2 separate regions of the Homo sapiens genome follow, and region 1 is linked to region 2. Evidence: chromatin contacts called from ENCODE Hi-C or POLR2A ChIA-PET data. All regions are on one chromosome and are shown on one strand. Each heading gives the region's core, a stretch centred on a gene start or an enhancer-like site at or near the end of the contact. The rest is flanking DNA. Distances are from core to core; before and after follow the strand shown. Region 1 overlaps RCSD1 (RCSD domain containing 1). Region 2 has its middle 81 kb from the start of MPZL1.

Region 1 (2,704 bases), core at 172-2,671, 150 kb after region 2:
TCTGCTGTGACTTTTCCATTCTCACCCACAGCTGGAAGTGAGGCTCCAGGCTGGTGGCATTGTCCTGGGCTGAACTGTCTCCTGAAATTCCCATGTTGAAGCCCTAACCCCTAGTACCACAGAATGAGACTGTATTTGGAGGTAGGGTCTTCACAGAGGAAATTAAGTTAAAACAAGGTCATTACGATGGCCCTTGGTCCCACCTGGCTGGTGTCCTTATGAGAAGAGATGAGGACACAGACACGCACAGAGAGAAGACCACGTGAAGACACAGGGAGAAGATGGAGAGAGGCATCAGAGGGAGCCAGCACTGCTGACACCTCCGTCTCACATTTCTAGCCTCTCGAATTGCAAGGAAATAAAGTTTTGCTGTCTAAGCCATCCAGTCCATGGCACTTTGTTACAGCAGCGCTACCGAACTAATAAAGGCATTGAACTTGGCCTCGGGGAAGCTGCTTCTGGGGCTGCCCCCCTCCTTATCCCCTCCTTACCCCATCGTACCACGCACACTCCGCTCACCCCTCTCCCTACTCCATTGCTAACCTCACACGAGCAGAGCCATTGGCTCCACTCCCTGCTTTGTGCTTAATTGGTGCTTTTGTTTCTAAAACTCAAAATGCTTAACCAGAGAGAGGGCAGTCCCTACAGCTCCTGGACTTTGGCTTTGGCTGTGGCTGGAACAGAGATCTTGGCTGAAGGGATGGGCGGCGGTCCTTCTGGTTAGAGAGCACAGGCCTCCTGGTAGGCCTCTGGGGTACCAGGCCAGAGCTGGACCCAAACACTCGAGAGTCAGGAAATCCTGCCTACCCCCTGGCTGGTGGCTTCAAACACAGCCTCTGCTTCTGAGTGAGTGGTCTGGGCCTGGCCCAGCCTGGCCTCTCATCTGTAACAGCTGCTCAGAGCTTCAAAGGGAAGCCACAAGAAGAGGAGGAAGCAGAGGCCAGAGGGGAGGTGAACGCCTCACAGCTTGACCCTGCCCCCACCCCAACACACACACATCCAGGCTCCAGAGCACCTGCTTCTCTTTGAGGGACCAAGCTGTTTGCAGACATTTCCCCGTGTTTTCCAAAACACAGTGGAGACAACACCTTGCATCTGTGGAGTCTTTTATATTCTTTCCAAATCCTTAACTCTGAATTCATTATCTCATTTAATCCTCCCAATAAGCCAGGCAGGGATGAGATGATCATTCCGGTGAGGCCCCCAAATCTTGTGCCACTGATTCAAGATCCCACAGCAATTTAGTGATGGGATTTGGTCCAGAGCCTTGAACTCCTGTTGGCCACTCTGCCTAGCTTCCTCCTGCAACGTGTTAACACTTGCTTGGTTCCCCTCTGGCACACACATGGACACACACAGTGCATCTTTACAGCTGCCCCAGAGGCACAGGTGAGCTGTTTATTATTATGGACACAAGACACCCAGGCCCTGGTCTGTCTGTCCTTTAAATGTTATGCCTACACCCAGGCATCCCCATTAACACACAGGTCCCTTGGAACAATGCTGTCCTCTCCCTTAGTCGTCAGCTAGGCCTTAGATAGAAAATTCTTGTCCCTGTGAGGAAGGATCCTCCTCTCAAACTCCTTTTCTCTTTCTCTGCCCTCACAGTCCCTTCTGAAGCCCAGCTTTCCTGGTCTTTAGTCCATATGAATGACCAGCCTCCTAAAGGCCTCATACCATGCTCTCTCCAATCCATTCCTTGAACCACGGCCAGAGCCAACTTCCTGAAATTCAAGTCTGGTTATGTAACTTTCTGCCCCCCCATCACTCTGGGAATAAAACAAGTGGTGAGGCCAAGCTGTGGTTTTTGAGAGCTGTAACACCCCATAATATCATCAGCCACACCAAATACATATTCCGTTTTAGGCGAAAAGTATGCTTGTTATACAAATAACAGTGTCAAGGCTAGCCCCTTGGACTCTCCCCTTGCAATTAGACTGTAGCCCCAAGCGCCTTCTGTGTAGAAATCCCGGCACCTCCCGGATCAAGCCCTGAAGAGGTTCTCGAGGTCTTGCCTGGCTTACCAACTCAATCTGGTTGGATCCTGCACACTGTCCTCTTTCACGCTACTTCCTCCAGCTAGAACACCCTCCTCCTCACCCTTCAACTATCCATTCCCTCTTTGTCCTCCTGGATTGAGCTCAGGTTTCACTGCCTTTAAGAAGTCTTTCTTTCCCCCAGCCCCTCCCCACTCTGGGCAAGATACCTAGGTCATACTCAGATCTGTGTTCTGAGCACAGATCTCTTAGAATACTTAACCAAACTGTTTCAATCACTTGTTATCATTCTGACTGTCTTACCAGACTGCAACCTCCCTGAGGGCAGGATCCAAGTTTTATTACCTTTTGTGTCCAGAATTCCCAGCACAGAATCTGACACAGTGGGCACTTATTAAATATTTATTAAGCAAGCGAGTGACTGATTGCTTCTCCTCCCAAACTCAGGCCACTCTTGCTCAGGACTTCAAGGGATTTCCTAGAGGACCAGCCCATCATTCTCTAGAGTTCAGCCCAAACCCTCTGGTGTTCTGCCTCCATCCCTGACTGGTGGGTGAGATTCTTGGTGTCCTGGTGTCCCCGGGCTCACTGTTGCCCGCACCCCATCACTGGTATGTAACTTCCCCCTATCTGCAGCTGCTCCAGCGGGAACTACCATATGATTGCTTCATTTCCAGGGGGTCCACACCCCTTTCCTGTGCTCCCCT
Region 2 (2,700 bases), core at 58-2,557:
TTGGAAGACAGTTTATAGTTTCTTACAAAACCAGACATATTCTTACCATACAATTCAGCAATTGTGCTTTTTGGCATGTACCCAAATGAACTGAAAACTCATATCCATACAAAACCCTGCACATGGACATTTATAGCAACTGTATAATTACCCAAACGTGGAAGCCACCAAGATGTCCCTCAGTAAGTGAATGGATAAACTGTGGTAAATCTAGACAATGGAATGTTATTCAGCACTAAAAAGAAATTAGCTATCAAGCCATGAAAAAAACAGAGAAGAACCTTAAATGCACATTACTGAGTGAAAGCCAGTCTGAAAAGGCCACATGCTCTATGGTTCCAACTATGTGACCTTCTGGAAAAGGCAAAACTATGGAGACAGTGGTTGCCAGTGGGGTGGGAGGAGGAGAGATGAACAGGAGGAACCTAGGGGAGTTTTAGGGCAATGAAACTATTCTGTACATTACTCTGAAGGAGGATTCACATCATTATACATCTGTTCAAACCCATAGAATGTGTAACAGCAGAGTGACTCTTAATGTAAACTATGGACTTTGGGTCAAAATGCCGTGTCAGTGTGGGTTCATCAATTGTATCACATGAACTGCTGTAGTGGGGAATGCTGTTAGCAGGTGAGGTTGTGAGTATGTAGGATCAGGGGCTATATGGGAATTCTCTACCTTTCATTCAATTTTGCTATGAGTCTAAAACTGCTCTATAAATAAAGTTTATTAATTAAAAACAAACCCACAAATACCTAAAGCATATGTTGACCAGCTCCCTTTCCCTCCACAGAGCTAGGATGCCTCATTCCCCAGTGCTTCCCCTGTCCTGGAAGTGCAGTGATGAGAACTGGTTTCAAAAAAAAAAAAAAAGAGGAGAGGGGAGGAGAGATGGGAAGGGGAGGAGAGGGGAGGGATGGGGGGAGGGGGAAGGAAGGAGAGAGGAGGGAGGGGGAGGAGAAAGGAGAGGAGGGGAGGGAAAGGGGGGAGGGAAGAGAGAAAGGAAAAAGCGAGAAAAGACCATACTGCAATTTGAAGGTTAAGTTCCATGTGCCTGAATCCAGAGGAGCGTGCATCAGGTTTTGCAGGAACCCTGTACTTGGTTCCGGTTCTGACTATGCCACAAACCAGTTACGTGACCTTGGGCAAGTCCCTTTTTCATCAGTTTCCTCATCTCTAAACTAAGCGAGTTGTGATAAAATCCCTTCCCTCCTCCATCTGGCTGTGATTCAGCCTCCTAACAACAGAATGGGTGTGGGCGAACCTGCTCTTGGCCAGCAGGTGGCAGCACTGGCTCCTTACTGTGGCTGCAGCCAAACGAACCATTCCTGGTCACGCTCTGGAGGCTTTTGTCTTCAGACCTGCAGCCTCAGCACTTAGCACCACTGCGGCGCCCCTCGTTACCTACAGGAAGCTTCCAGCATGACATCCTCGGGGCATCCTGGATAGAATTATTTTTAGGAGAAGGCAGACATAAATAATCCACGAAGGCTTCAGGAACAGGAATGAAAAAGTGATGATCTTTTTAAAATATTTATTTCTGTCACAACCCCCATGCCTGTCAACTCAAGGGTAAAGGTATTGTTCTCATTCTCTATTTCTCGCACTAAGACCAGTGTGCCTGCACAAACAGTAAGTCTTCAGAAAGTGTAAATTAATAAGTTCATTAAATAATATTTTCTTTTCTTTTTGAGATGGAGTTTCGCTCTTTTTGCCCAGGCTGGAGTGCAATGGTGTGATCTCGGCTCACCACAACCTCTGCATCCCAGGTTCAAATGATTCTCCTGCCTTAGCCTCCTGAGTAGCTGGGATTACAGGCGTGTGCCACCACGCCCAGTTAATTTTTGTATTTTTAGTAGAGACAGTGTTTCACCGTGTTGGCCAGGCTGGTCTCCAACTCCTGACCGCAGGTAATCCGCCCGCCTTGGCCTCCCAAAGTGTTAGGATTACAGGCATAAGCCACTGCACCTGGCCAATAATATTTTCATTTGATCATTTCAAGCTAATTCTTACAGACTACCTTAGAAGTAGAAACCTAATATTTATTGAATGAGTAAACAATATGGAGGTAAACAAAAATTACTTAACATCAACTATACTAATCAGGCTCTGCACTAGGGTTACAATGAGAAGTAAGAAACACTCTGCATGGTGGTTACCGATGTGGGCCTGGGACCACACTGGACTGGATCCAGTTGCTACTTCTTTGTGTCCTTGGGTAAGTTATTTAACCTGTTTGTGCTTTCTTTCCCTTGTTTGTAAAATGGGGATAATAACAGTATCCACCTCATAAGGTTGTTGTGGGTTAAGGGTGATAAGGTTTGGCTCTGTGTCCCCACCCAACTCTCATCTCGAGTTGTGATCCTCAGTGTTGGAGAAGAGGCCGGTGAGAGGTGATTGGATCATGGGGGCAGGTTTCCCCCATGCTGTTCTCATGGTAGTGAGTTCTCACGAGATCTGATGGTTTAAAAATGTTTGGCACTTCCACCCTCACTCTCTCTCTCCTGGTCTTCCATGGTAAGAAGGTACTTGCTTCTCCTTCGACCATTGTAAGTTTCCTGAGGCCTCCCAGTCACGCTTCCTATTAACCCTGTGGAATTGTGAGTCAATTAAACCTCTTTTGTTCTGAAATTACCTCGTCTCAGGTAGTTTTTAATAGCAGTGTGAGAATGGATTAATACAACAGGTAAAGCACTCAG

Evidence for each region. A loop is a pair of places that touch in the nucleus more often than their neighbours do. ChIA-PET counts read pairs that join two places held with the same protein, here RNA polymerase II (POLR2A). Pooled maps may share reads with other maps.
Region 1: a pooled map shows a loop between it and region 2 (2.3-fold over the local background). The contact joins two enhancer-like sites. A Hi-C loop is called at or near these places in 2 of 50 pooled maps. POLR2A ChIA-PET finds 5 or more read pairs at or near these places in 4 of 52 experiments (BJ, GM12878, MCF 10A and 1 more).

The regions. Positions count from the first base shown.
Region 1 is chr1:167,648,592-167,651,295 of GRCh38, reverse strand. The region is part of intron 1 of RCSD1 (RCSD domain containing 1); the gene reads right to left. Among named protein-coding and RNA genes, the nearest start is that of RCSD1, 20 kb to the right of the region's middle. Within about 2 kb of position 1,421, at least 12 of the 41 ENCODE cell types and tissues checked have a DNase peak (open chromatin) inside an H3K27ac peak, as active enhancers do.
Region 2 is chr1:167,802,103-167,804,802 of GRCh38, reverse strand. No RefSeq gene overlaps it. Among named protein-coding and RNA genes, the nearest start is that of MPZL1, 81 kb to the right of the region's middle. Within about 2 kb of position 1,307, at least 2 of the 41 ENCODE cell types and tissues checked have a DNase peak (open chromatin) inside an H3K27ac peak, as active enhancers do.